2 separate regions of the Mus musculus genome follow, and region 2 is linked to region 1. Evidence: chromatin loops called from intact Hi-C (ENCODE). Cell type or tissue: heart. All regions are shown on one strand. Links, peaks and the distances in the headings refer to the core of each region. The heading gives the core; the rest is flanking DNA. Region 1 holds the start of Dab2ip (disabled 2 interacting protein). Region 2 overlaps Ggta1 (glycoprotein galactosyltransferase alpha 1, 3).

Region 1 (15,518 bases), core at 2,560-10,559:
CATAGCCTGTGCCTTCCTGTGTGCGGATGGAACCAGGCTCTGCTTCTCCGTCATGTCTCCAGCAGAGTTCTTGTTCCTGGTCCAGCCTCATTCCTGAGTAAACAGTGGATGCAGGAAACCGTCATTGCCTGTTAGATAGACAGCATCCTGAAGGGGAGGTTGTGACCTTAACTGTGAGCACTCGGGCACCTCCTCCAGACCCTGCCTAGGCTCTGAAGAGTTAGAGGTAGACCCTGGCCTAGGAGACTGATGTATGCAGGGCTGCCTGCCTAGGGACTTCCCCTGGTCAGTGCTGCCTACCCTGGTGTAGACAGGAAACCTGACAGGTCTGAGCTCTCCAGACACCATTGTGTGGGGCCTGGAGTGGGCGCTGTGAGAAACTCGCTTCCTCTGTGCCCAGGTCTGTCCTGGAAAATGCTAGCTCTGAAGGGAAGACCTGGGCTGTTGCGTGCCCTCATGCACATACGTCTTATTCGACTGGGTCTTATTCCACTGGGTTCAGGTCCTGCTGCAAGCCCTGTGACCTCAAGGACCTTTCTCTTGTCTCCAACATTGTTTTAGAGAACCAGCCTGCTAGGGTCACTGGGAAACCAAATGATTGAATGTGTGAGGGATGCTGAGTGCAGGATCTGCTGTGGATGCTAAGGTTGGGTCAGCTACCACAGTTAGCATAAATCCAGACTCCATCTTCCAACAGACCCTGAGCAACAGACCCTGCAGTTTCTGGTCTCCCCTCCATGTATGGTGGAGTGCCTGCATGACTGTGTACCACATGCATGACTGGTGTCTGAGGGAACTAGGGTTATAGATGGTTGTGTGGGCTCTCTGGATCAGCGGACACTCTTGATGGCTGGGCAGAGCTCTCCAGCCCCCGAACCTCCTCTTGGTGGCAGGGTTTCCCTCTTTGCAAAATGATCCCCTGTGAAAGCCAGGTCCCTCTGCTGCACGTTCTGATATACCCAGTGATTTGTCCTAGCATTCCATTGTCCTAGTATTGGCATTATTAAGCTTTTGTTTTGGTTTGTTTTTTGTTTGTTTGTTTTTTGTTTTGTTTTTCAAGACAGAGTTTCTCTGTGCAGCCCTGGCTGTCCTGGAACTCACTCTGTAGACCAGGCTGGCCTCAAACCCAGAAATCTGCCTGCCTCTGCGTCCCAAGTGCTGGGATTAAAGGCATGTGCCACTACTACCCAGCTCATTATTAAGCTTTTTGATGGTAGTTTTGGTCACATGTTCCCCTGCTGTCTCTAGCCTTCAATCTTAATGTCCTAGTAAGACCCAGGACTGTGAGGGGCTGGCTCCTCTTCAGAGCTGGCCCTGACCTGCCGCTCAGTGTGCTCCGCCTTTTAGCTCAGTTCTAAAGCCATCGTCCTTTCTTCTTTGCGGGTGGGGTGCAATTTGCTGTCGGGTTTTCTGTCCAGAAAGGAATAGATTCTTTCTGTCCATTCCTTTTAGGGCTTCCCCCAAGAGCCTGGTGGCAGTCATTCTATCAGTGGGGGCAAGTGGCAAAGAGCCTTTGGAGGCAGGTGGGAAGAGGGATGGCTGTTTTGTGATGATGAACTTGGTATTCTAGGAGTGCCTCGGGGTCTCTTCTCTCCTTCTTCTTCCTTTTACGTGTATTCATGGTGTGCATAAGTGTGTGTGTGTGTGTGTGTGTGTGTGTGTGTGTGTGTGTGTATGGACCCATGCATGCCACTGCAGGTGTGGAAGTCAGAGAATTTGCAGGAGTTGGTTCTATTGCGGGGGTGAGGGTGGGGGTGTTTCAGAGATCTAGTTTAGGTCTCTAAGCTTGGCAGCAATGGCCTTTACTCTGCGCCATCTGGTGGGTCTCTTGAGGGAGGGTGAAAAGGGTGGTGCGGCTGTGTGAGATCTGAATTGGGTGTCCTGTTTCCAGCCTGGCACTCACTGAGAGGGCTCATTTCTAGGCTCCATCCATATCTACTCCACGGAGCACCTTATGGGAGGCCTGCATTATCGGCTGGGGGAGTTGGAGACTACAGTCTTGCACTAGCACCCAGTCGATGGAGAGATGTGTGTCATCTCCTCACCCAGGAGTCCCTCTGGAAGCGGGCTAGGGTGGCAGTACAGGGCCAGAGTTTCTTTAGGTATCCAAGCTTCTGGATTGCGGGTGGGGGGCTGGGAGGCCTATCATCTACCCACCCTAGGCAGTCCCTGAGGACTTCCCTGCTGGGTGGTGGGAGTCCTCTGCCAGTTCAGGAAACAGTCCCACTAAGGAGGTGGGCAGTTTTCAGGTGCCCTTCCTCCAGTCTGGTCTCTGCCTGTGGGGGCTGTTCTCTTTAGAGGGGAGGAGACCACACGGGTCCTGCTCACAGGAGGAGTTTGAAGCTGCAGGCTCTGGAGAAGGATTGGTTCCAGATGCTCTTCTGGGATGCAGGAAGCAGTTTTTGTCTGCCTGGTGGTTCCAGGGTTGAGACCAGGAGGGTTGGCAGGCAGCCAGGTCTTTCCCTAGCCTCTGAGCTCTGGCCTGGCCACCAGTTTTTTCTCAACACCCAGCACAAATGTCCCCAGCACCCACCATGACCTGTAGAGGTGCAGGCATGGTGGCAGTTGGTAATGAGGACTCCTTTCCCAAGGCTAGGAATTTAGCTTGTGGTTCACCGGATGACTCTGAGCCGGTGGGAGATTTGTAGTGTCTCCTTGTAGCGGGGAAACTAAGGCATAGGGGACCTGAGAGACTGAGGGGAGATCAGGCTGAACCTCTAGAATCCTGCTGTGTGCATACTGGGGTTCTAAACTTTAGACCTGCTCCTCCATGGCTACCACACACGTCCTGACAGTCCTGATGGCTGCCTGTTGTGGGCTAGGTCAGAGCCTGATCTCCACAGGTCAGCATTGGTCAGCACTAGTCTGGCAGCCTCTGGACTGTAGCCCCGACCACAGGCTCAGAGGGAAGGTAAGTGGGTCAGGTGCATGGACACCAGAACTTTGCAGGTGGAGACTTCAGCTTCTAAAACTAGCAAAGATGGCAGTGGAGATTGTTCACCACCACCACCACCACCACCCCTGCCCCGCCCCCGAAATGCTAAGGTGTAGCAGGGTGACTCTGCCCACAACTGGGCCTGGAATCTGGTGACTGGGTGCAGATTATTATAGTAGTATCCCAGTAGTCCCCTGGCTGGCAACCCTGTTTCAGCTTCCTGTGGGGCTGGCCTGTGCTATGGGAAGTGGGACCAGAAGACTGAAAGGCAGCGGACCCTTCTGCAGCTAGGTTTGGAGACCTGCCCTCCCCCCTTACCCTCCAAAGTCCCAGGATGGCGCCTGGCCTCCAGCTGTGATCCAGCACCCCCATCCTCTCCACTGACCTGGAGGCCCTCCCTCCTAGACTGAGGAGCCAGGAAGGGGGCTTCCCCTGTGAGGAGAAAAACCTGGCCTGGATTGTTACCTAGGCTACCCTACCCCACTCGAGATTGCCGTAAGTTCCTCCAGTGTCTAGCCTGTCCCATTTCCCATAAGAGTTCATGCAACAACCGTTGGCCAAGACCATATGCCCTTGTACTTTTTGTGTGATCGAGGCAAGTCTCTCTCTCTCTCTCTCTCTCTCTCTCTCTCTCTCTCTCTCACACACACACACACACACACACTTGAGCACACATCTTTTAGGGCCTCAGTTTCCCCATCTGACTTGAACTGGTAGGTGGTGTGGTCTGAATGTTGCTTTGGGGAGAGGGGAGAGAAATGGAGGTTACCTAGGACCAGGAGGGTAGACCTAAGAGGAGGGGAAAAGGAGGCAGGCAGATTGCTGGCCATTTTAAGAGAAGGACAGAGATGAGAGCCAGCAGCAAGTAGGGTTGAGGGGGGGATGGGTGGTTGGCGTGAGGCTGCCAGTGATTTGATTTTTGCAAGATTTCTGTTGCTTCAAATACCAAAGAGAGATGGTTGGGTTTGTAGCTATTATGATCGGGGGAGCCATGGAAGTTTCTGGAACTGCAGAATGACTTGGAGAAAGTCTTTCAGCTTGTGGTAGTAGAGGCAGGTGGTCATTCCTTTCCCAAGCCTCAGTTTCTACTCCCACTGTAGGGTAGAGATCTTACTACCTTCAGAAACTCACTAATGCTACTAAAAATGTCAGAGGGGAGGGAAAATTCAGGCACCTCTGGTGGTTTATGTGGGGGATGGGGCAAAGTGGCTTAGCAAAGCCCTCTGGTTGCACAGGTGTGCCTTGTATTCTATGTGCGCTTGAAATGCACACAATAATTTTAATGGTATGAAAGTCATATTTTTATCAGATGGAGACTGCCTTCTGTAAAGAGTAGCTAAGTATCTTAGGCAACAGAGACAGGCAGAACTCCGACCTGACTGAGGGGTAGGTGCAAAGCTTTGTGGGGCGCTCTGGTCTGGCCATGTTTCAGTCCAGTCACCCCCTTCCTCAGACTCTAATTTCAGGTGCCTAGCCTTGGTGTGTATGCATATATACATGCACCACTGCACCTGTGGCGGGATAGGGTGCTCCAGGCACCCCAAGTTGGATATGGAGTTTAGACATGGCTGTTGGGTATATGCTGTTATTGGGGTTCTTCGGACGGGACAGGGGCACTCTCGGGCCGCGTCGCCCGGACGACTCCAGGCCAGGATTTTGCCCGCACTGACTTTCCGGGCGGGTGCCAGCCCAGCCTCCCGGTCCCGGGCCCCCGCCGAGGGGCCGGCTGCTCAGGGCGGGGCGGGGGAGGCGGCGGAGGAGGAGGAGTTGGAGCTACTTTGTAGGGCAGCCTTGGTCTTGCCTGCTGCTGCACCAGAGCGCGGGAGAGAGTGCGGGGCGCCCGCCGGGCGGTCCGGAGCGGCCGATGGGGCCCGTGTGAGCGCCCAGGCCTGGCCCGGTGCCCGGCGGGCGGCAGCATGTCCGCCGGCGGCAACGCCAGGAAGAGCACCGGGAGGCCATCCTACTACTACCGGCTGCTGCGGCGGCCCCGGCTGCAGCGACAGAGGAGCCGCTCCCGCAGCCGGACCCGGCCAGCCAGGGGTAGGCGCCACCCTGACCCCAGACCCTTAGTCCCTCGCAACCCCGCACCACCAACGGATGCTTTTGAGGCTCCTGTGTCAATGGGTGATGGCTCCTTATCTGGAGCTACCGTGACTGTCCCATCCCCATTGCCCCAGCTTCTGTAGGGTCCTTCCTCTTGGGGGAAAGCGGGGTCCCTAATGTTTCCCATTATATCAGGACCAAAGAGAAAGGGGTCGGTCTGATATGCAGTTCCTCCGTACTTCTGAGTTCCGAATCCCATTCCACTGTGCATCAGTTTACTCAGCGCGCAGGCCGTAGTAAAGTAGTCGAAGTGGATCCTGACTTGCCTCCACTGTCTGCTACTCAAGCTTAGCGTGCTTCCAGTCCTGTCTTGCTTCCTCATCTTTTGGATGGAGAGCTGAGTGGGCTTCCTGTGGGGAGAGCCAGGTTTGTAGGGGCCTGGAGCCACTCTGAGTGGTCCTTGGAAGGGTACTTCTTTCAAAATGGGGAGGGAGAAATGCAAGCCTTTCTTCGAGCCAGTAATAAGATCTTCAGCTAGAGAGGCCCTAACGTTTCATGCTGACTTGTGCTGGGCTGGTAAGTAAGTAGGGTCAGGGGCTCCACACAGAGACTCTGCCAGGCCTGGGTTGTGTAAGGCCATAATGCTTCGGTGGCTTAGGCCCACTGAAGGTGTCTGTGATGCAGAAGCTGCCTTAGTTTACATCCTAAGGTTATCTGGGGCATGGGAAGCCTGGCCCCGGCCCAGCCTCACCACAGGCAGAATGTGCCAAGCCTGCCTGGAGAGGTGTGAGAGTGGCCCCTTGTTTATTTTTTAGGTTTGGGTCAGTGAAGCAGGCAGGCTTTAGTTTACTTCCCCCCAGAATGGAGAAGACGTTCCGGCCCCAGCGGTAGAGCCAAGTAACAATGTACAGGGTTTATTTAGGAAGTACTGAGTTCCCTGTGCACAGAGTTCAAGTTTAAGCTGTCTGACTCTGCCCACAGGTTTGTAAACTTAGTTTGAGGATTCCCCAAAGCATGTGATATCCCGGCCTTTGCTGAAGTGGCCTCTGGCTAGTTCCTGTGCCTAGTCTAGGCAACCAGAGACCCAGGTTCAAGCATGAATCGCCTCATTTCCTGAGCCTTTGTTTTTCTCAGCTGTAAGAATCTGCCATTGTGACAGATTCTTGGTGTGAGGATGGGTTTGGGATGAAGGTTCAGGGGTTTGGCCCCCCAGGGCCTTTCCTGCCCTTCCTGTGCTCTGGTGCCTGGCATGATGGTGCCCTCTTCTGTGCCCACTGTAGAGGCTCCAGAGGAGCAGAGCTCTGCCTCCTTGTCAGCTAATGAATGAGGCCAGCAGCGATCGATGTTCAATGGATCAGACTCGTCTGAGCTTGGCTCCCAGCTGCGTCCAGCTCTGTGCTAGCTTGGAAGGAACTCACGGTTTGCTGAAAGTCAGGGGTTAGACCAGCCCTGATGGGAATTCTAGTTGGGGAAATTAAGGAAGGTTTCAGAGAGGAGCTGACGTTGATTGAGAATGTGTCTGCTAAGCTGCTGGGATTTGCTTTGCTGGGAGTGACCTACTCGGCCCTAGGTCCAAGTCCTACTTCGAGAAAACTGTCTTTCTGCCAGCTGTCTCTCTGAGCTTCAGAAATAGTGGCAGTGGCAACAGGGTCCTGCCTGGGAAGCTAGAAGCCTGTGCCCGCAGCTCAGACAAGTTAGGTGTGAACTGTTGTCCTTTACCCGGCAGGCAGGAAGGGACAGCCTGTACGTATGCCAGAGAAGGAAAAGGAAAAAGCCCTTGGTGTAGTTCATCCTGTATGGGAGCAGAGGACAGCAGTCCTGTAGAGCGAGTTCATCCTGCATGGAGGACAGAGACAGCAGTGTGGACCTGAGAAGGGGCCTTCAGTCGTGACCAGTTGTGGGTGTGGGCAGAGTTGCGGGTCAGCGTGCAGGGGGCCAGGGGCTCCTTGTCCTTCTTCCACTGACCCAGGGGCAGGTTGGATCAGGGTGTGCCTCCTTTTAGGAAGCCACCCTGAAGTATTGAACCATTCCCTTCTGATCTTGGTGTTAGTTTTGGCATGGCTAGGGGTTGGTCCCCTAATGGAAGCCTTACCTACAGGGCTGGTGGCAGCCCCCCAGCTCCATCTGTGCCCCACCTCATTTTTGTCCTCAGCAAGGAGGGGAAAGGAACATAGGCTCTGAGTTCAGAAACAGGAGAGTGCCCGGAGGAGTTGGTAGCTGGTTGTGGAGACCCACAGATGGCCAGGCAAAGGTGTTAGTTAGCTAAGCTACCGCCTCCTACTGGGGGAGGGCTCACTGCCCTCGAGAGCATCATGTTGTTCTTGGCAAGGCTGTGAGGGACAGACAGTGTCTCCAGCATCCCAGGGTTATGCACTGTGCGCCACTGAGAAGGGTCTTCTCTTCTTGGCTTTGGTATCCTTATCTGAAGGTTGGATGGGGTGGGCCTTGCAGTTGTGTGGAAGCAGTGAGGGATGGAGACATCTAAGAGTCATACTGTGCTGTGTGGTTCTGAGCCTGGCTTGTGGATTTGGGTGGCTTATCTACTTGTCAGTGTACCTCACTTCCCCATTTACTGGTATCAGGAGAAAGAGCAGCTTCCTTAGAGAAATAGAGCACTCCTCTCACCTAGGTAAGCCTGTCCTGTCATTCAGAATATCCAAGCCTCGTCACAGGGCATATGGAGCTGAGTGGTGCTTGTTCCAGACTTAACAGGAGTGAGTCCTGCTTGCTGGAGAGACCTGCTCATCGAGGGCCCTGGAACCCAGGGCTCTTTTTCCGGACAGTACAGTGGTTAGTGCTTGAGAAGGCTAGTCCTCGGTCTACTTTGTATGAACTGGTTGGTAACATTGGGTCCATTCCAGGCTCATTACCTCTTCCCTTCCGTCAAGGGATCCTGTACTGTTGCCCCATAAGCTTGGGCACTCTGGGTGCCCACACTAATGCCCAGGGAGCTCTGGGGCTTTCTGAATGCCAGTCCTGACAGCTGTTCTATGCTAGGCCTTACCAGGTGCCAGATATTTGGCCAATACTTCCTTCTGGTGCGACCAGGTTTTTTCTCAGCGTCTACATTCATCTTCACTTTCCTGGAATGCTGCTGTGTGTCCCAGCCCTACTTGGGCCTCTTTGCTTGCAAGGACTCCTAGAGTCCATCTTTGAGGTGTCAGGAGTGGGCTCCCAGGAACCCCTCAATATGCTCTGAAGAATGAAGGTATATTGAGAAGGTCTGGAGCTGACCCCTGGAGTGTTGGCTTCTCACACTAAAGCCTAGAGCATAGCATCTGGGTCATCTACCCTTGGAGTCCAGATGGGTGCCGCACACCATTGCTGAGCTGGGTGTGTGATTCAGGCTTACCAGCACTCCAGATGGCAGCATGGCTGTGCCTGTGTGGCCTGTCGCATTGACTTCTCATGGGAGCAGCTGTTAGAGAGGGACCCCATCCTCCACCACTAGGAAGGCTGGGGCTGGGGCACTATGGGAGAAAGCCAAAGCCTGACCTCCAGCTCTGCCTGGCCGTGGGATAGCAAGGCAGAGACCAGAGTGTGGGGTTTCGAAGAGCTGGGCTCCACCATCCGAGCTGTGTGGCCTCGGGCAGGGCTCTCCATCTCTGGCCTATAGTTTATTCCTGTGTAAAGTGAAGATGATACCGGTATGCAACCTTAGCACTGCTGTGGATCTGATGTGTTCAGGTGAGCTCCGAGTTCACTGCTGGAACAGACCAGGCACTCTGCAAACTGAAGCAAAGCACGCAGAACACTTTTCATCCGCACCCCAAAAAGGGAGTGAGCCTGCCAGACCCCAAGATAGAGAAGTTGGGGCCAAAGGCCACCATAGGGTCTGTGTACCTCAGCAGGAACAGAGGGAGGGAGAGAAGATAAACAACAAATTGGATTTCAGAGGTCTCCCGCAAGATAAGGACCGGAGCATACCATTGGTTCCCAGGGGTACTTCTTAGTACTTGGGGGGCCACATGGTCCACCCAGCTCCCAGGCTCCCAGCTGGACTCAGGCATGTCCAGCTTGAAGGTTCAGACTATTGCCCCCAGGGCCTTTTGGCATCTCCTACAAGCCAGAGCCCTGCTGGCACTCGTGTGGAGCCACCATTCCTTCCAGTTGGCTTCTCTTCCTATACAGATTGTACCCACCATTGCTGCCCCTACCTGTCTGACTGGCAGGTCACATGTCTCAAGTCTCAGGACGTCAGCCCAGTTTGTCCTCTAAGTATTTCAGTGGGGATGGCTCGGTGTACAGTGGGAGGTGAGTTCCTCAGAGGCAGGCGGGTATGCTGCGCCCCACTCCATCTTTAGGCAGAGCTCTTTAGGTCCTTGGGGGAAGCCAGAGGCCCGGCTAATCTGCTGGAATGTCAGCCTTCTGGCCTTTGCTCTCCTGCCTGTCCTCATCACCTTCACTAACTAGGTAGCCTCTTTCACCATCCGAATGTGGGTGCCCTGCTGAGGGTCTCCCCTGCTTATGTCCCATGTCTAACTCCTCAACCCTTCATTAAAGTAGGCCATTGTTATTTCCATCTGCAGGCAGGGAGCCTGAACTCTGGTGAAGTAAAATATGAAACTGGTGGTGGGGGCACAGAGCTGGAAAGCTCCCCTAGAACCACACCGCAAGCCCCGGCCTCTCCTTGGTTGGTGCGACTGAGCACTGGTCTGACCAGTGTGCTCTTGACCTCTGTGGGTCAGGGTAGAGCTTGAGTCCTGGGCACCTAGTTTGTCACATCTTTAGTTACTTCTGTGCCCACTGAGGCCCGCAGCGCACACAGTCAGGAGGAGCCTGCGCTGTTCAGTGGCTGCAGGAGCGGCTGGAGCCCTTTACTTAGTTCACTCTCAACTATATCCCCAATAGGGAAACTGAGGCTCCCTCCCGGCACCAAGGCCACTTACCAAGGTTACCTGCAAATGTTGATAAGAGCTGCAGTTTAGAACTGGACCCTAGATCTCTTTGCATCTATTCACATGTTAGCTCTGTCTTGCTTTTTCCTGGATTAGCTCATTGCAGGAATCCTAGGCAGCTGGGCTCCTTTTTGGGTCTGGTGGAAGAAATGGAGGTTGGAACCCTGTGTCTCGACTCAGACTCCTCCACATCCTGGACCACACGCGTGTTTTGCTATAGAAATGACCTGAAGCCTTTTGACTGTTTTAAAAAAGAAAAGCAGAGGCTGACACTTCTCCAGTGACTTCCTCTGGGGCCACTTGCTTAAATGTCAGGAAAGGGAGAGTATTTCCTGGTCAGGAACATTCAGAGCTTGCTGGGAGCTGAAGTCTTGTTTTCTGTTCAGGAGATATTTAGGGAGTCAGCCCCCACCCTGCTCCGCTTTGCCGGCCCTGGCCCCGGCCCCTGGGAGGTTGTGCGGGGAGGGGGCACTGAGAAGGAGCGGCTGTGATGCCTGCCCAAGTGTCAGGTACCGCTCTCAGAGTGGTGGCTGGCTATTTTTAGCTATTCTCATCCAGTAGAGGCATTTCAGCGTTTGTTCAATATTTAATTATCCATCTGAAATTGGCCCACGTGGCCTTGAGTTTGGAAGTAGGTCTGTGCTGTGATTTCCTCTGATTGCATAAATAAGGAGGCAGGAGGATCTCAACAGCCCTCTAAATAATAATAATGGGGGAAGGAGCTTGGGCCTGGTTCCTCCGTCTAGACAGGCCCTACCCATTTCAGGGGTACCGAGGGTGCCTGTGACACCCTTGGTCTGCTTGTCTGCGATGCTCACACCTGCAGCAGCTGTGTTTTTCGTTTGGGGTGGGTTCTCCTTTTTTTGCGAGCCCCGTGTTCTCTTTGACAGCTGCTGGGTACTGAATGGAAGTTTGGGGATTTTGCCTTTGGAGGTCTTGTTAGCTTTTATTTCCCTCTCCTGACAGACAGGAGAGGGCTGTCAGCACCCGAGCTGTGTGGTTTCTTTTTCTGTGGCCCTTGGAGGTGAAGCTTGACATGACTGTGAAATGGAAAAGCATAGTGAAGGCAGGCAGATGGGACTGAGAGGCTCCGTGCCCGCTCCCCGCTCCCGGGAGGGAAGGAGGGGCTGAGACCCTGAGAAGCTGGCAGGCCAGTGGGACTCCTTAAATTCCTGCTTGCCCCGAGGAGTAGAGGTTTAGAAATTAAAAATCAATAAATTGGCAATCTGGACTTGTTTTAGACATCATTGATTTTCTATTTATTTATACTTCTGTTTTGAGGACACTGGACTTGAATCAGGAGTGTAACTGAGGTGCTGTGTGATCTCAGACAAATCATTGGACATCTTTGGGCTCCAAAGCAGGCCTAACCTAGTTGTGACAATGTAGGATAGATATGTCACAGACTTGAGTGTGTGTATTGTCATTAGCACTCGTTTGTCTCAGTCACAACTCTGTCATACTGATGTGTAAGTACAGTGTGACATCCGTGGGGATCGGAATTATCTCCATGATGTCCCCTCCCATCAGGGACTGCTAGATGTGTAACCAGCACTCAGTTGACTACCTACTCTGTGCACATTGTGGGCAGGGGCTGCCTTGGTGATGTCGTAGCCCCTGCCCTAGTGATGAAGGAGTTGAACTAGGGAGGGCCATGTAACCAGGTCAGCAGATGGTATGGACAGAAAGGTTGGCAGTGAGGCAAGAGGAGTGTCCCTAGCGGCACAGGGAGCCAAGGGAAGGTTTGGAAAAGGACATGTGATGAGAACAGTGGCAGCCTCTATTCTTGAGCATGTGCCCCATAGCAGGAGTCTATCACTGTGTTCAGTCTTGGGGCTCACAGACCCTGGAGATGAAGAAAACCAAGGCTCAGACTGGCCAAGTACACAGAAAGCCTCCCCATATTCTCAGGGCTGTGGTGCAGGAAGATGACTTGAGAGCTGCAGCGGGACTTTCGGGGGGGGGGCGGGGGGGGGGGGGAGGAGGAGAAAATGCAGGGAGCAGGGGAAAGGAGGAAAATGAGTGTCCCTGAGAACAGGCACCCCTGGTAGCCGTAGGCCAGGAAAGGCTCCACACTGGGCCTGGACTGGCACAGAGAGAAGGATTGGAACAGTCTGGGGAGTGTGGCAACCGCAGGCTTCAAGGAAGTGTAGGGGGGAGGAGCCAGAGGTGACAAGGTTTGGAGGCTAGCAGGTCACTCAACCCCTTGTTTTCTAGGGTGCTGCTTGCTATGAAGGCAGAGTGGGGGGAGATGAGAGGCGGCGCACCCCTTTGTGGAGTAGTGTTGGGCCGGACATGTTGGTCTCTGGTTTGTGAATATTAGTGCCACTATAACAGGGCCACCCTGGCATCTACTTCTTTATTTCAATGTGTGTGTGAGTGTTAGTGTGTGTGTACATTTGTGTTTTGCTGCATGTGTGTTTTGTCCAGCACATGTATGCTTGTTGCCTAAGGAGGCCAGAAGAGGGCATCAGATCCCCTAGGCTGCTCCAGGAGTTACAGAAGATTGTGAGTCACCATGTGGGTGCTGGGAATTGAACCTGGATCCTCAGCAAGAGCAGCAAGTGTGCTAAACCTCGGAGCCATCTCTCAGTCTCCAGACTCTTATGTTTTGACCTTTGCTCTTAGGAAGTAGGAGATGATGGTCACTCATTTTAGCACTTGACTGGACAGGGTGAGAGGTCAAAGGGAGGCGAGAACACAACACCAGAGAGCTCCCTTGCTCCCCAAATTCCAAGGATGCAGAGGAGATGGCTATTTTCTTTTCCTGGCAGCCTGGAATAGGCCCTGAGGCTGCAAAGAAGACAGGAAGAACCTGTGTAAAGGAGAGGGTGACCTGCAGACTGAAGTGACCAGAGGTCTTGAGAGATTAGCAAGGAAGACTCAGGGAGTGAGCGTAACGTGTTGGGTAGTTAGTTAATCTGTGGAGAGCAGACAGGGTACCCAGAGATTTCTGGAGGCCTGGGAACCTCGTTGGAAGCATGGTACCTTCAGGATGAGGCATAGGCAGAAGCATGTGGTGTCAAAAGCAATTGCTTATTGTCTTGAGGAGGGGGAGCATACAGAAGCCTCTGTGGTAGTCTACAGATGCTAACACAGTTGTAGGATCTCTAGTGAGGCCTGCTGGAGGTCACAGAATGAAACGAGACCCTCCCCTGTCCTGGACAGGCTCTATTCTAGGGTGGACTGTGAGGTGGAATGTCCAGAGAGTCTAAGAACTAGCTACACGTATGGCTATACACACACACACACACACACACACACACACACACACACACCCTCTGAAGACATTGGCTTGTGATGGTAGGAACCTGTGTAAGCTGTTTGCTTCCTGGAAGAACAGAAGCGGAGAAAACAGGCTTGAACCAGAAGTGGGAATAGCCTTCAAAGACCTGCCCCTAGTTGACCTGTTTCCCCTAGCCAAACCCTACCTCCTAAAGTCTTTATTCACATGCTTCAAAATAATGCCACCAACCAGGGCATGAGCCCGGGAGGGACAGTTCCAACCCCGTGTATCCTTCTTTTCCCCAAACCTGATCAGCCTCACGAACTCGAAATGTGCATTTGAGCTGGAGAGATGGCTCAGTGAGCTGGAGAGATGGCTCAGTGATTAAGAGCACTGACTGCTCTTCCTGAGGTCCTGAGTTCAATTCCCAGCAACCACATGGTGGCTCACAACCATCTGTAATGGGATCTGAAGACAGCAACAGTGTATTCACATATACAAAATAAATAAATCTTTGGGGGCTGGTGAGATGGCTCAGTGGGTAAGAGCACCCGGCTGCTCTTCCAAAGGTCCAGAGTTCAAATCCCAGCAACCACATGGTGGCTCACAACCATCCGCAACAACATCTGACTCCCTCTTCTGGAGTGTCTGAAGACAGCTACAGTGTACTTACATATATTAATAAAATAAATCTTTAAAAAAAATTTAAAAAAAAAAAAAAAAAAGAAATGTGCATTTGAACATGACCAGACTCTTGCCTTTCAGCTAGAAAGTGAATGCCCTGGGAGTGTGGAGAGGGTCCCAGCAGGGAGGACACTCTGAGTCTGGAGGGACCAGGACATCCACCTTCACTTGCCTGCACCTCAGATTCTGGGATCCCTTAGGTGTGTGTCCTGCCTCACTGTCCCTCACTGCATGGCCATGATCAGACCTGATTTCCTTTTGTTGAAGTCAGAGCGGCACCGCACGGGTACTGCTGCTCTCTGTTTCCTGGAGGCCTGTTTTTATTACATTCAGCCAGCCGGCTGTTCAAGCACTGCTGTTGAGAAAACTTGCCTTCCCCTTGGCCCTTTCTTCAGAAGTCAATTGACCATATGCATATGATCTATTCCTGGACTCCATCCTGATCCATTGATCTATACATCTTATCCTTATGCTAATGCCACAGCCTTGTTTACATTAGATATTTCCAGACTCTAAACTGTGTCTTGAAACCCATTAGCAGCAGAAGCCCCCAGCCCTCCCCCGAGTCTTCTAGTTTGATTGGCAGTCTGAGTCCTCGGCTTTGCCATCTGAATTTAACGTTCTGCTTGTTAGAATCTTTGAGATTTTGACTAGGATTCTGTTGAATCTCTAGGCCACTTTGGGCCAAATGGCACCTGAACAGTATTGGGTTTAGCAGCGTGGCGTTGCTGTTCATTTCTCTTTAGATTAAAAGTGAAAATCTTTCAGCCATGTGTTTTGGTTATTAATCTTGTATGTATTTTTAAAATATGTATTTGTGTGATTTGTTTGTGTGCATGATGAGGGAGGGAGGGAAGGAGGGGAGGGAGGGAGAGAGAGAAAGAGAGAGAGAGAGAGAGAGAGAGAGAGAATGAGTTGTGATTGTCGACATGTTTGAGAGGTATTAAAACCGTTCTCAGGCGTTGGTTCTCCCGCCCTGTTGGGGCAGGGTCTCTGGTTTCTGCTTTGCTGCATACTCTAGTCTAACTGGACCTTGAACAATTTTCTGGACAATTTTTCTCTCTCTATCTCCCATATCGCTCTCTGTAAGAGTGCTGTGATTACAGACTCAAGCCACTGTAGCTGGTTTTTTATTTTTTCCTGTGGGGTCCAGCATTGAACTCAGGTTGTCACCACTTCTCCAGCCTATGAGCTAATGTTTTAAAAGGTGCATGTGCGTGTCTAAGCATGTGTGTGTGTGTAAGTATGTACATGTGAGTGTGTGCTTTTGTGTGTGCATGCATGTGGATGTGTGCATGTATGTATGTTAATCACCTTGCAGGAACTAGGAGTTCACCGTACTCGAAGCCTGACAAGTTAGCCTGATGAGTTTCATGAAAGCACAACACTCCTGAATCTGAGCTAGAGGACAGACGCTTGGCCTACCCTGGCTTGAGCTTTCCTTTCCCATTAATTCCCCTTCCATCCAGGTACCAAGAACAGCTTGTAGAAGAATCTATTCTTGAACAAAAGCTGCTCTGCCCTGCGATTTTTCCAGTATAACCTCATGTCCCCAACAGGTTCTGATAAACAATCTATGAGTCAGTTGCTCCTTAGGCTAAAACTTACACAAGGGATTGAGGTGCAGCCCTGTGACAGGATGACATCATTAAATCAGGACTTGGAGCCAGATGTGGCGGGTGCCTGAAATCCTAGCTTTTGAGAAGTGTAGCAGGAATTGAGCTAGCCTGAG
Region 2 (15,518 bases), core at 4,526-12,525, 180 kb before region 1:
GGTCCTGAGTTCAATTCCCAGCAATTATATGGTGGCTCACAACCATCTCTAATGGGATCTGATGCCCTCTTCTGGCATGCAGGTGTACATGCAGATAAAGCACTCATACATTAAATAAATAAATACTAAGTAAGTAAGTAAATAAATGAAATTGCCTCCACTAGATTGCTCTGAAGGTATATCTTAATTGCTGATCGATGTGGGAAGCCCCGCCCACTGTGGCCTGTCTATATGAAGAAGCTGAGCGAGCCAAGGACAGCAAGCCAGGAAGCAGTACTCCTGCATGGTCTCTACTTTGGTTCCTGCCTCTGAGTTCCTGCCCTGACTTCCCTTCATGCTGGACTACGAGCTGTAAGATTAAATAAACCCTTTAATCCCCAAATTGCTCTGGCCATGGCTTTTCTCCTAGCAACATTTCTGAAATGATGGTGGCAGCCTCATGAAGCTCTGTGGTCAGGAGCATAGGCTCCTATGAATCTGCCAGAGAGGACACTCAGCTCTCTCTGGGAAAATGGAATTATTACCTTTTTTTTTTCTTCTTTCAGTTTTTTAAAATTTACATTTGAGCAATGATAGCGCATGCCTTTAGTCCCAGCATTCATAAGCAGAGGCAGGCAGATCTCTGAGTTCAAGGCCAATTTGGTCTACAGAGTGAATTCCAGAACATTCAAGGCTACACAGAGAAACCCTGCCTTGAAAAGAAAAAAGTAGGAGAAAAACTATGTTTGTTTGTTCTTCTTCTTCTTTTTTTTTTTTTGCATGTTATTTGGGGATACACAGCATACGTGACTAAAGTACAACCTTTGAGATTCTGTTCTCTCCATCTACTGTTAAGACCCAGGCATCAAATTCTGATCAGGGTGGCAGCAAGCACCTTTACCCACTGAGCCATCTCATGGGCCCCTACCGCATCTTCCCAAGTAATACATAGCCACACATCTTGCACACCGCCTGCCCGGTCCAGCTTTAAGACAGACCTTCCACTGTGGCCTAGAGTTAATCTAATCCCTTCACGCTTTAAGTAAGGAAGAAACCGGTCCTGTTGACACTTTATAAGGTATGCACGCTGTGTTCCACAGCGAAGGGCCCCAGGCAGGTCTCCTACACCAGCTCTGTCCCAGCTCTCCCTTCCACTTCCATTCAGCAACCTCTGTGTAGTCTGCCTGCTCAGCTCCCCCACAACCCTACCAGATGAAGAGGGTAGGCCAGCTTTTCTCTCCAAATATCGGTAATGCAGCCCTGGGGGATCCCTGGCCCCTAGAACATACAGCTAGGCTCCAGGTGAAGGTTCTGGGCTTTGGAACCAATCATTGCTCCTTCAGAGCTGGAAGACATGCTGTAGTCTAGGGCCAGGAGAGCTACTTATCAATGATGGGAGGACATCAGTCTCTGGGCAGAGGAAAGCCATTCCACCCAGGGAGCAGGAGCAGAGAACACGCTTTGGCCATGCAAGGAGAGCAGCAGGTCTCTGTCTAGTCAGAGGCACAGCTGCTGAGAGTCAGAGATTTCCAGTCTGGCCTGTGCCTGTTTCTTAGTGTCCCTCCGAGCAGATGTCAGCTTTCCCAGGGCTAATTCCTACACCTCAACCTTGCTGTCTCAATGCTGGGCCCCTAGCTGAAAAACAGCAGGGCCTTCTAGATGACCTAAAAGGAAAAAGTCCATTCACCATCCTTGCTTTAAGTCTCTCCTGTTTTTTATGCGGGTGGTAACTGGTCAGTCCCCCCAGGCTTCCACTAACCCTCTTTCCCAAGCCCCTTGATCGAAGCCTTCAGGAATGGGGAACTGCTCATCTTCACAAGATGCTTCAAAATAAAAGCCAGGTATGGTGGTGCATGCCCTTCAAGCCAGCACTCTGGAAACAAAGGGAGGCCAATCTCTGTGAGCTCAAGGCCACCCTGGCTCCAAACCTGTCTCTCTTCCTCCCCTCCCCACCATATATATGTATGTACATACATGTTTTTAATTGTGTGCATGAGTGTTTTGCACATGTGTGTGGTCCCCAAAATCCAAGAGTGGTCAAATGCCCTGGAACTGAAGTTACAGATAGTTTTAAGCTGCCAAGGGGGTCTGGGAATCAAACAGGGTTCTCTGTATGAACAGCAGGTGCTCTTAACCTCTGAGCCATCTCTCCAGCCCCAAGACAATCTCAATAATGGTCTCATTCCACCCTCACCACAGCCATTGGGCAACCTGCCTATTTCTCCAGGCAGGGAAATTGCAGCTCAGAGGTTGGGTAACATGGGCAAGGCCCCAGAGCCAGGAACTCCTCATATCCACATGAGCGCCACCCTTCCCACTGAACATAACAGTTTCTTCCACTCATACCTCAGGGATGCCTTGAGTGCCGGATATTTTGGGTCAGCTTGACACAAGCTGGAGTTATCTCAAAGGAGGGACCATCAATTGAAAAAATGTCTCCTTAAGATCCAGGTGTAGGGCATTTGCTTATTTATTGACTAATGTGGGGAGGGCCCAGCCCACTGTGGATGGTGCCATACTTGAACTGATGGTCCTGGGGGCTATAAGAAGCAAGGCAGTAAGCAGCACCCCTCCATGGCCTCTGCATCGGCTCTTGCTCCAGGGTCCTGCCCTGTTGGAGTTTCTGTCCTGACTTCCCTCAGCGATGGACTATGATCTGGAAGTGGAAGCTAAATAAGCCCTTTCCTCCCCAGCTTGCATTTTGTCATGGTGTCTCATCAGAGCAACACAAGCCCTGACTAAGACACTTGCCCAGGTTTATTCCTGTTGAGAGTCAGCTGACAGATGGAGGAGATATCCCAAAATTGCCCCTCCCTCCCCCCCCCACCCCACCCCCCTCCGTGAAAATAGTTTAGTAAAGTGTGACTCAATGGTGTCATCTCCGGGTACCCTTCCAGACTGGGTCCTCTCAGGCTGTATTTTAGTTCTTGAAACAGGGCTATGTGGCTCAGTCTGGCCTGGAACTTGTGACTCTCCTGCCTCAGCCTCCCAAGTGCTGGGATTACAGGTCTGTACCAGCACACCTGACTGGGTCTGTTTTTAATACCCATTGGTCCTTTCAGATGGCAGCTGAAATCTAGAGTCCTTCCCATGGTGGCACAGAGGCCCAGTTCTTGGAGTAATGTAGTTGTCTTGTCTTCTACCAAAAAGCAAGGAAAGGCAGTCTGTTGTCACTGATTACAACCACAGACATGAACCCCCATGCTCAGCTAGCTGAATTTTTTAAAAGGGGAAAATTTATTTTTGTTTTTAGGTGTGTGTATGTGTGTGTGTGTGTGTACACTCATGACAGATATCCCTGGAGGGCAGAGGTGGCCGGTTTCCATGGAGCTGGAGTTACAAACTGTTTGTGAGTTGCCCAAGGTGGGTGCTGGGAACTGACTTGGGTCCTCTGTGAGAGCAGCATGCAGTCCTAAACACTGAGCCTTCTGGCCCCTGATTTCTCCTTTGTCATCCGTCTAAGATTCCAGGACACAGAATGGTGCTGCCCAGTTGGGGTAGCTCTTCCATGTCCAGTTCAACCTTGTTGGAAGCATCCTCCTCCTAGACATAATCACAGGCATGTTTCTATGGTGATTTTAAATCCCATCAAGCTGGTAGTCACAATTAACCATCACCAGCCAGGTATGATGGCACACAACTGGAATCTCAGCACTTGAGGGGCAATGACCAGCAGACCACTGAGTTTGGGGCCATCCTGGTCTACACAAGGAGATCTTGACTCAAAAGTGAGAGGCGCTAACCATTATACATTCCCACCTCACTCCTCCTGCACCTCTGCTGTCCTTGCCTCTCTCTCTTATAACTTCTGCGACTTGCCTGACTTGATGCTCGAAAGGGGGGAGACAGACAAACTGACTCAAAGTGAGTCGTGTATGGCCCAGGGGTGTTCAAATCTAAGAATTTACTAGAAAATCCTGAGATTGTTCTGTCTTGGATTTTTTTTTCCCTCCTATTATATTTTTCTCAAACTCTTATAATGAATTGACTCAAGCGTAAAAATGCTTTCAGGAATTCATATCTAATAGAAGAAGTTTTAGCAGAAAGTTTAAAAATAATGCCCTCGCAAACTAACAAGCAAGTAAACAAACAAAATAACTCAAATTCGGGCCACTGGGGAATGCTATTTTCTGTCTGTTCTTGAAATGAGACAGCTCTTGTTCACGGACTGGAACATTTCTTGCCCTGTGATCTGGACATGCACTCCCTGAGACTGTTTACTAACCTATAAAGCAGGGGTAATAGAGTGCCCTAAAACACTTAATTGCCTAGCATAAGTGAGGTCTTGGAGCCCTAGCACTGCAGGAGGAGAGCAGATGGAGTAGACTGAGGGATGCTTTAGCCAGGCTCTGTGGCTCAAATCTATAATCACAGCAGCTTTTAAAAGGTGATTTTGTGAGCCTAGGAATTCAAGTCAACCTGAGCGACGCAGCAAGACCCCATAACCGATTTTTAAAAAGTCATTTAGTCCTTGAATTACCAAGATCAACAAATCCATCTGTAAAGTTCATGGAACCCATAAAGTACTTAGGGAACAGCAGCTTGTGTTACTGTCCCTTGTGCCTAAGGAACAAACTGTCCCTACCTCCCCATCTGCCAGGCGTAGAGCCTACATCTACAGGAGAGCCTGCAGTGTTGACTGAATGACCTCAGGCAACTCTAAACACTTGGTTTCTCCTGCTTGCCTGCAAAGCCACTCTCTCAGACACCGGAAAGAGATGGCACCCATGAAGTGCTGGCAGAAGTCCCTTTAACCAGTTCCCAATAAACAACAGTTTCTCCATTCACATTGATGATTATTCCAGAACTCTCCCTCACAGACTCTGGCACATTTTGCTCTGTGTGTCTCCAGAGTCCACCATGTACCCATAGCCTGAAAACAGCTAGCCCGGCCTTGGCATGGACTGAGCGATTCCCAGAACACTTCTGAATCACCTTCCCTACCCAAGCCTTGACCACAGCCTTGGATGGCGGCAGGGCCATGGCTCCCACAGCAGGAAACCCCAAGGACTCTGGTGGCTGTCCTGAATGACTTGGTGGGAATGCATGCTGGGTTCAGGCAAAGCCAGGACCTCTTAATTACCTGCTCATATCCCAGAAGAAGAAGTCTGCAAACAGAAGCAGCAAAATGGCTCAGTGAACCTGTTCACACCTGGTGACCTGAGTTTAATTCCCAGGACCTACATGGTGGAAGGAGAGAGCCAACTCCCACAGCGTTCCCCTCAACTATACACACACACACACACACACACACACACACACACACACACACACACGCGCGCGTGTGCGCGCGCGCCACACATAAATATATTTAATCTGGAAGAAGGTTAGTGGGGAGAGATCAGTGGTAGAGCACTTGTCTAGCAAATGATAATTTTTTAAAATAAAGCTGACCAGCCACTGGTGCAAATCAGAGGAGGCTAAGTGTTGGTCTGCTTACTCATTTGTCAGGTAAATATTTGTTTTGTACCAGGACCAACACCTAGCAAGTGTCAGGCTCGACAATGACACAGCTCATGGGTCCCAAGGATCTCCGTGTTCAGTGGAAAACGGGCCCTGAGGTAACCCATCGCCCTGCGGAGGGGAGTGTCCAAACAAAGGCTCCCTCATCGGTACCTTGCTCACCTGTTCACTTTGAGCTCCGTGGATTTCAAGAGGATTTTGAGGCTACCTTGAAGGCCTGTACTCTGCATTCCTTCCCTCTCAACCAATGCCCCCAATCTTCTGAGCTACCCCATTTTACACGTGAGTAAACCGAGGCGTGGAGGAAGGGAGGGCAGCATGCATGCAGTACAACTCGGCGTGAGGTAAAGATGCTGCCATCCAAACTGCCCCATGAGACAAACTAGGAAACCACAGAGAACAAGGAAGGGGGGTTGGGGACTGGCTTCCTAAACATGTTCAACTGTCTGGAAACATTCCAGAAATGTCCACATAGCTCTGCTTCCCCCAAGCCCCGTTCTGGGCTCTCTAATGAAAGCACAGGCCATTGCAAAAGTGAGCTTCACTCTCAGTGACACATGGATAAGGCAGGTGAGGTGCTGCCCTGTGAGAACCTGAAATAGGTACTCCATTACCAACCACCGCACAGCTGGGGTTACGGAATCATCTAGAAACCCAGCTCTGTCTCCTTGCTTCTGCCTTCCCCACAGGTCCCTCAAGGGTCCTCAGCCTCTTAGTGGGTACCACTGGCCCCTTCATGGTCACCTCTCCTACACCCAGCTTCAGGCCTCTGTTCCACCAGAAGCGTCAGCAGACAGCCCTTGAATACCTTTTCTTCTCTGCGGAGAAGCAATGTTGGGGTTTTCTTCTCTGGTTGCAGTTCCCCAGCCTCTGAGCAAAAAGGTTGCCCTGTGTGGAGGACCCAACACAGTCTTCAGCTTCCTTAGCTGCCGTCAGCAAGCTTGACGCAAAAAGGAACACCCAACCTTGGGGACTTTTCAGGGTTGTTTGACTAGTTATATCTCCAGCTCTCTCTGCCTTCATGGCAAGAGCTCAATTCCTGGCCCGCTTCCAGGGCTCACCTTCTTTGTGTCACGGAGCAGATCCAAGAAGGTGATTGTACTCACCAGCCCCCCAACTGATCCAGGATGACTTGATGACCTAACCTGCTGACTGAGGGAAGGATGGGGCACCCAATACCCCCGAGGAGCACACTCCATTAGCCCCGTCCAACAGAGAGGGGAACAAGCTCAGAGCACACTTGTGTCCATCAGGGTCAAAGCCGGAACCAACTGGGCCTGGTCAGCATGGAGAACTTCCCTCTCTGAATTATTCCCCTGGCTAAGCATTAATTTAGCATCCCTTACCTCTTCCCTCAGCAACCACCACACCTGTCTCCTCCCCCATTTCAGGTTGTAAACGTCTGAAGACCAAGGATCTGTAGCTTATATGATCACATTAATTTGGATGGTTATAGTAACCGCAGCCATTGCAAATGCTCTTCACTGACAACTCAGGTTTCGTTCGCCAGGTGGGCTCCTGAGCACTCAAGCATCAGTTCTTTCATCTGCTGTTCAGTATGCCTCAGCTCATCTCTCTGCCTGCTTACTATACACACACACACACACACACACACACACACACACATACACACACAATCATATATATATATATATATATATATGTATGTATACACACACACACACACACACACACACAAGGTACACAGAAGAAGATTCTGTCCTCTTCCAACTCTGAGATTCCAGAGTCCCTAGCTGCTCCAGGGTAAATGGTCCATCTCCACACAAGAGTGGAGATGAGGCTGCAAGACAGCTTGGTGGGCCAAGGCACTTGCAGCCAAGCCTGACAACCTGAGTTCTGTACCTGGACTCCTGCAAGTTATCTTTTGACCTCCACTTGCACACATACCGTGGTGCCTGCATTTGTGCACACACACACACACACACACAAATACACACACACAAAGAATAAAATAAATAAATAAATGTTTTCCCCACCTTTGGGTCATAGAACAATTAGAAGTAGATTTTTACAAGTAAATAAATTCAACTTTTTAAAATATATTAAAAAAAAAAAAAAGACAGGTCTCACTATGTAGCTCTGGCTAGCCTAGAACCCACTAATAGACTAGGTAGACCTCACACTCACAGTCTACCTCTGCCTCCTGAGTGCTGTGATCAGAGGCGTGTGCTACCCTGCTGGGCTTAAAAGCAATTTATAAAAAGCAGGGACTCCTACTATAGCCCGTCCTCAGTTAGGTTGACCTTGAACTTAAGCAATTACATTCCATTTGTAACACTAATCACAGTTGCCATGTTTACTGCTTCCTCAATAAAAAACTCAACTTTCAGCATCCAGTAAGCTCACTGGGAAGTACCAGTTGCTGATTCAAAGATGCGGTAGGGATGGCTTATAGCAGCTACCTCTCTACACAACACTGGCAGAACCCATCTCAGGGTAGGCATCCCTGCAGACGCTTTTAGCATCCGTGTGCTGGCACTCACATGCTGAGTGTCCCCTGCACTTTAGACTGAACTTACTACATAAACTGCAGGTGCCCAAAAGACTCTCAGGCAGCAGCAGTCTACAAATATTGGGAAACTCCTGGCTGCAACCAGATGCTGTGATATCATCTCAGAACAGTATCTCCCCAATCTCACCAGACTGCTGGACTTGTCAGAAAAAAATCAGTGCTGAGTCCTGAGACCCTCAGGTACCTGAGGGATCATGTGATCTCCCACACCTGCCCATCTGGGCTTTTCTGTTCTCTAAATACTGGAAATGCACCAGATCCTGTTCCAAGAAATAAATAATTATGAAGTACCTACTGTGTACCAAGCCCTGTGGAAGATGCAGAGACTGGACAACTCCCTCATGTTATCCCCTAAAATGCTAACACTAATGCGAAGGCGCGGCCTGGAAGCAAAGGAAACTGACCAGCAGGAGGTATGAGCAGAAGAAATGGGGCCACAGAGGGAGGAGGGAGCCTCTCTGTCTGTGGAAGGATGGCCAGGGCTTCCGCTCTGCTCGCTGCATTGGCACAGTCTGTGATGAGAACATACGACTTTTGTAACCAGACAAAAATGTATTTAAATAAGTTAGATGTTTCCCCAACACTCAAAAGATTAAAATAGAAATAAATAAAAAGTCACAGAGCAAGCAGTGTTGACTTTGCATAAACGTGAGCCATATTTTCTGTCATCCCTTTGCAAAAGAAGCCAAGATCACCAACGCCAAGGGCAGCGCAGTCCAAGCTGCTGCACCAACAGAAACGAGCAGCAAGCAACATGGTCTTCCTGTCTAAACCCTCCGGTTCTCGGCTGTTTTTAAGTAAATTTCAAATAAAAATGGAACCAAAATAAGCCTTCTAATGAGCCTCCCCCGAAGCTGTCTGGTTTGGAAAGTTTAACCACAAACCCAGGAGGAAAAGGGGAAGTGTAGAGACTGGGTGCCAACGGGGATTGTTTTTCCCCTCTCCCTGCAGGACATAACTCACTGCTGCTCGGAAAGCCACTCTGTCGGTCACTTTCTGTCCCCTCTGCATCTGCACAGGTCCTGTATGGGGATGGAACCCAGATGAAGAGCAGACCTCCACCCCTCCAGCCTGCTCTAGGCCATATAAACTGAACAAATGTTTAAAAGAGGACGACACTGAAGGCAGACAGACTGTCTGTTTGCCAGGAAGAGTCTGAGGTGCTGCACATGGATCCCCCGATGTGCAATGGTGTCCTCAAGAGCTCTAATGGGAAGAAGGGTGCCACGCTGCCGGGTTGGTGTGTGGGGGTAAGCCCCGGGATATTCCTTTAAAACATAGTCTTCATGGGTGACCAGGGGGAGGGAAAGCTCCCAAAATACAGTCAGCCACTCCACTGGTGTCAGGTTATAGGGATACAGAAAGTAAAACAAAGCACTGGAGTGGAGAGCCACAGCCACACTCACTGAGACTGTAGGCTGCTCAAGGAGAGCAGCCTACAGTCTCTTCCTAGATCCTGCTCGTGTGTCATTCATCAACAGCCTCCATGGAGCCAATACACAGAGGCTCCAGGCCATTAACACACTGCTCAAGGTCAGCTAAGAGACAGCTAACCTTAGTGATTTCTGCGGTGTTTGTGCATGCATGTGTTTTTATCTTGGTGTATCTGTGTGTGTGCGTGGGGGGGGGGGGGGTGCATGTATGTGGCCTTGCATGTGCGCTGCATCTGATCCTCCTCTCTCACCTTGCTTTAGGGTTTTCTAACCCTACTGTGGCACCAGGGAGGAGCAGCACTTTTTAGTACTCTAAGCCTTAAGCAGTACTTTGCTCTTCAGTTATGAGGCTACGCCCTGCGTCCTCCCTTAAATCAGAGTGCAGGGTAGCAGGCTAACACCAAAGCTGCCTTAAAGGCAGCAGATACTAAGTCAGCCTTCCCCTCTTACCCAGTCACCACCTCCTTACCCTCCAGGGTTCTGCCACTCACTGCCAGGAAGTTACTCACCAGGTTACTCCCTCTTGTGCTCAGGCCGCTGTCTGGACACGTGCAACGCGCTGCCTGATGTCCACCCCACACACACTCCCGTGGTAGATATAAACTGCCAGGAGAGGTGGCTTCAAGTGTGCTTGCTGGTATTGACTTGCAAATAATTTGTTCACAGAGCTCATCTCACGAAAAGACTCCTCCCAGCCCAGACAGACACCTGTGCCAGCCCCAACCCCTCAGCTGTGGAATGTGGAAACGAGGACTCATCTGAGGGTTTCATAATCTCACATCAGGACTTTTGGCAAACTATGGGAGCCAGGACAGGTTCTCACTCGCTTTAAACTTCTGTTCACCTCAGTTTCCCTAGCTTCGAAAGGAAAGTTTAGCCTGTTTTGGTATCTTTCCACCTCCGACTGGTGCAATTTTGGTTAGGAGGCTCTATCCACCCTCTCATCTTTCACTCAAAGTTCCACTTGGATCCCAGTGGCAAACAGGAAGTGTGACCTGCATAGTGGGGCAAGCAGTATGTAGCTGGCTCTGTGGCATAAGCTGCCTAAAAGGGACCAAAGAGCATCTGCCATCTTTGCTAAACCCCAGCACCGGGCCCCAGGCCACCACCCTCCTCTTCAGGGTTCCCTGGCCACCGCACTTCACCCATTCATAAGAGGCTGGTAGCATAGAACGAACAATTTGGGGCCAGTATTTTAATGACCAAAGGAGACTGGGTGGAGGGGCTCAGGACTAAGGAGCTCTGCCTGGCCCCATGACCTCAGAGGCCCCGCCCCTTTGTAGGCTGGACTTCCTTTCTCCCTGCTGGCTTGGAGGTCTTCTTTCTGCTGTGTGCACCATCTCATTGCCTTGTCTTAGTCCCAACCCCCTTTCTTCCCATGTGGTTCTAGAGCATTCCTTAATCTGTGTATCTCATGTTCCCCCTTTGTAAAGCCAGAGCACTATCCATCCCTGTCACTTAGCTGCCAGGATGAGGAGCAGGCAAAGATGTCAAACGTGGCCCCGGCATGGTAACTGCCATGAAGAACGAGTAAAGGTAAGCATGAGCTATAGAGAGAGTAATCTGGTTCCTGGACCACCTCCTTCGCCGGAAGCTTGCCCATCTGCAAAAGCAGTGAGCAGATCTCGGGCAGTGAAGACCATGTCCCAAGTGGCATCCCTCTGAGAAAGCAAATCTGAACATCAAGTTAAGCCCAGCAGAGCAGGAAAAGGAAACTGCATGGGAGGAATGGCAGGAAATCCTAGACACGGCCCCAGAGCACCAGGATGAGGGGGCTGGCTGCTGGGTATGGAGAGGCTGCGGTGGACTTTGTAGACTCTTGCTCGGGAAGGCAGAGTGACTTCCGGCTGCCAAAGGCACTGCTTCCGGGTTTGTTTCCGTTCCAAACCTCTCTGCTTCAAACCTTACAAGGTCCAAGAGTCCCAACAGAGTGAACGCCAGCCTCTGTCTGGAGGGAGCCATGTTTTACCTCTGAGGCCTGGAGAGTGAGGGGGACAACACCTCTTTTTCTGCTTTTCACCGGCAGACAGCAGAGCCTCCATTCCAGAGGTTTCCAGACGTATGATGGATGACTTAAAACTTTCAACTTTCTGATGGTAGAGATGCTATCCTGTGCTGTTGAAACCACACTTTGCATTTCAGATCTGCATCTCTTCTAGGTGAATGGTATGCAGTAAGATACCCTATCATGACACTGGGCAGTGGCTGGACCCCCAATCCTGAATCAAAAAACTGAGACCCTACACATACTCCACATAGGGCCCTGAGCCCGGAGTTCCTCTAGCTAGCCACACTCAACAAATTTTCGATTTATATTTATTTTCCAGTCATTATGGATTTGCCCTAGCGCAGCCCCCATCATGAGTCAGCCATAGCTCTACCTGCTGCAGGGATAGAAGAGAAAATGAAAGCAAGCTGGGAGGTTGCATGTCTTCCCCGGGCAGCTGCCCTCGCCATGTGACCCACAGAATCCTGAAATTTGAGTCATTTTACTGTAACAACCAAAACACCAGTTCCCTGAGTGCTAAGAAAAAAGCAGTATGCAAATTAGCAGGGCTGTGTTCTGACTCTCGGGTCCCAGTGAGTTGTGGGTTCAAGTCAGAGTCGTTTCTGTCAAGCCAGGCACCCAGGTTGATCACCTGTCCCCTGACCCTAGCACATCTTGCCTAGCAACAAAGGAAACAGCCTTGCATTTATTTTCAGCTGGCTCCAAGAAAGGAAGGCCCAGCACTGTTGAGAAGGTCTGCTCCCTCTGACCACAGCTCAGGAGGTTAGGCCGAGACTAACCATGGGCACCAGAGGGAAGCCATTTTGAATTTAGTATGCAATAGCCGCTGGTCAGGAGGAAGAAAATGACCTGTCCCGAGAATCAGTACCTCCCTGTTCCTGGAGGTCACTCAGTTGTGGGTCTCTGATATGTTGTTTGGAAGCAGTGCAAGGGGCCCCAATCTTCCCTGGGATGCTGAGCAAATATTAAGCACTGTTCAAAGAATTCATCAAAGTCACAGTGCTACTGAGTGCTTTCTGCTATACTGCAGGCATTTCCTCTGATGTTCCTGCTCCTAAAGAGAAGACCCTGATTCCCTAATTAACAGCCTTCAAACTCTTGCTCCCAGGGCTGCTGTGAGCAAAGTGACTGTCATCCTATTAACCAGCCTACCCTCATGGTGGCAACAGCTGCCTTGAGCACTCAATGGAATCCTTGGGACAATTCCACAGCAACGACTGCAGTCCCGGCTCCTGGAAGTACAGCCTCAGCCAGGGCTGTCTGAAGCAGCCTGTACCTCGCCTTTTGAGAGCACAAGCCTTGATTCACTCAAGATAACACTGTAACCATTTCCTGGTAAGCCAGATGTGGAACATGATCCATGGTGGTCCAGCACCACATGGTGGTTTGTGGCCCCACGTAATGGTGCCTTTCCGAATGAATGAGCCATAGATTATGTGCAACAATGAAAGGCTCTGAACACACAATGAGCTAAACTCAACTTAAAATCAAACATGCAGTGAATCAGAGGTGCTGGCCCAAGCTGCATCGCAGGACTCCACTCTGGCCTGTTCTGAACACACAACATGCTACCATGCCACTTGATCCTCTCACCCCTGACTGCTGTGGCTGCTCAGCTGTCACACCCTGAGGGGGGGGGGGGAAGTCAAGAAAGCAAAGAGTTGCTCCTGTAGGCTCAGCCTGGCGATAATCAGACACAGAGACATTTCACAGCTGAAGGAAACACTAAGTGTCAATCCTCAAACCCTTCTCCTTTACAGATAAACCGAGCCTCAAGGAAAGATGCAGCTCAGAGCCAAGGTGGGAGGGTGGGAAGTCTGGAAGGCTCCTTGAAACCAGGATATAAAAGCAGGGTCTTTGGTGACTATTACATCTCCACCACGATGACATCATTGATGTTCTATGTCTAAAGTCTGCAACATTTCGCACTGGGGACACTGAAATTCTGAGGTTCATTAACATAGCCCCTCCCTCCCAACACTCCCCGGGACCTCCCTGACCACAGACATCTATAGCTCCATGAAGCTCTCGCCTCTAGTACCTTTGATAGACATGGCTGCTGCCCAGCTGGTGTTAAGAACAAAACAGATAAATGTCCCCTTCTGCATCTCCGGTACTTCTGCACATGAATGTAAAGGGACACAGCCCAGGTCAGTCAGAGTGGCCTTGAACTCTAAGGAAGCAGCTGGAGGGCAGTGGACCATCACACTGAGCAAGTCACCATGTCCTGTGCAGACTAGATTCATTCCTTCTCTGCCCTGGTGCTGGAGTCTCCCTCTGCTATCTATGCCACAGTCTCTGAATGGTGCACCTTTTCGGGGGTGCTTGGTGTTTGGACTCAGCCACGGAGCACCTCTGTGGTAATTTTTGAAAATTTGGAACATATAAAAGATGGCGTCCCAAGCACACTCAGTCCTGTTTGTATTTAGAAATATTATTTAGCCTTCCTTTGCACTATATTGTCTGACACACAAAACCAGACTTTCCTAAGGATCCATCAAAATCCATCTTCAACCCCAGACTGTGCTCTTATGCTTGGGGAGCCAAGTGCTGATTTTGCGAGTGTCCTCGCTTCTCCCGGACCTGATGCCAGACAAGTTCCTCCTAGGGACATCTGGACTTCCACATAAGCACTCACCGACTTCTGTTAGAAGGGGGAAGGCAGGCAGCTGTTCTCTGGATGTTGCTAACCCTAATAATACCGCTCTGGGCAGCTGACCGGTACCAGGCTTGCCGCCTCCTCTGGCTTCCTTTCTGCCTTCCAGCCAACAGAGCTCTCAGCTTCCTAGAGCAGATACAGGAAGGGCTGGAGGGTCGGCTCTCACCGAGGGCTCCTCTGCCTCAGGAACATCCCTTGTCACTCTCAGTGTGAAGACCACATCTGCAGGAAGCCAGCTAGTCACCTCAGAGGAGGCCAAGACTTGTCTCACATTCCCTAGGAGACTCAGTGCACACTCAAGACATCTAGGTATGGTCTCCCCTAGGTAAATTCTCACCTCTCCACAGGCAGGTGCAGAGCCCAGTACTTGGTAAGGGCTCCATCAACCCAGAAGGAATTAACAAATTCAAGAATGGATTGAGGGAAATTGTACAAATGTTGCTTGCCTGGCAGAGCCACAGTAAACCACCAGGCAGGTACATCTAGAAGATGGCTTCCTCATATCTACAGTCAAGAACAAGCTGACAACTTGGGATTCCTCTGGGAATAACAAGCACTTCCTCTCTGTGGGTTTTGCTTTGAGAATTCACTTCCTGTGGGTTCGGACTCCTTTCCCTCCGTCTTTTGTTTAGCTGTTCAGGGAGATTATCGGATCAATCTGTGCCCTGTGCTGTCTAGCTGACAGGGAAACTGAGGCTCCCACAACACCCCAACCAGTACCACTAGAACCAAGTGGGGTATGGCTACCTCACTTTCAGCACACAGCCCCCTTTCCAGTGGCCTAGACTGCAGTACAGCCCAGACTAAAGCATCTAGACCAGTGATTCTCAACCTTCCTAATGTTGCAGCCCTTTAATACAGTTCCCCGTGTTGTGGTGGCCACTAACCATGGGAATCATTTCATTGTTACTTCATACCTGAACATCTGCAACTGCTACGGTTGCAATGTAAATATCTGTTTTCTGAGGGTCATAGGCGGTCCCTGTGAAGGGGTCACTGGACTCCCAAAGGGATCACTGAATCATGAGCAAAGCTCTTGAAGAGGGACCCACGGGCTTATAATAATGAAAGGCTTATTAAGAACAAGTCCTAGCGTCTAGGTTGTAGCTCAGTTGGCAGAGTGTTTGTCCAACATCCAAGAGGACTTGGGTTTGATAGATCTTCAGTACCTCTTAAACTAGGTATGGTGGCCTGTTATCAGGCAAGAACATGTGTGAGAAGAACACAGGGGCTGTGTGACAGGATTAGTCCTAACTTCTCTCTCTCCAGCATTTTCAGCCCCGCCCCCTCCCCCTCCCCCTGCCCCAGGCAAGAGTCTCCTCCAGTTCCCTAAGACCCAGCACCTGTCTCCAGAATGCTTTCTCCTTGGAGCTACCAGGGGCTCCAAGACGCACTGTTGGAATTCAAGATCTGACTTGCATGACCCACTTCTCCCACTTCACT

The links. Peaks named below come from ENCODE experiments on the same cell type or tissue, not always from the same donor. Only the 100,000 strongest peaks of a DNase experiment are listed, where the experiment ranks them.
Region 2: it touches region 1 in a loop (1.8-fold over the local background); 1 of 42 quality-filtered maps calls a loop at or near these places.

What each region holds. Positions count from the first base shown.
Region 1 is chr2:35,617,309-35,632,826 of GRCm38, forward strand. It overlaps Dab2ip (disabled 2 interacting protein), which reads left to right and starts at 4,673. Exons shown (of 16, transcript NM_001114124.2): 1 at 4,673-4,975. The coding sequence starts at 4,852. In heart, for the core only: a CTCF peak has its summit at 7,258 (motif pointing left); DNase peaks (open chromatin) are centred at 4,683, 6,743, 7,273, 10,153 and 2 weaker places; H3K4me3 peaks cover 6,392 bases; H3K27ac peaks cover 7,811 bases.
Region 2 is chr2:35,435,779-35,451,296 of GRCm38, forward strand. All of the region lies in intron 1 of Ggta1 (glycoprotein galactosyltransferase alpha 1, 3), which reads right to left. Among named protein-coding and RNA genes, the nearest start is that of Ggta1, 18 kb to the right of the region's middle. In heart, for the core only: a CTCF peak has its summit at 8,363; DNase peaks (open chromatin) are centred at 9,133, 9,233, 10,663, 11,143 and 3 weaker places; H3K27ac peaks cover 2,782 bases.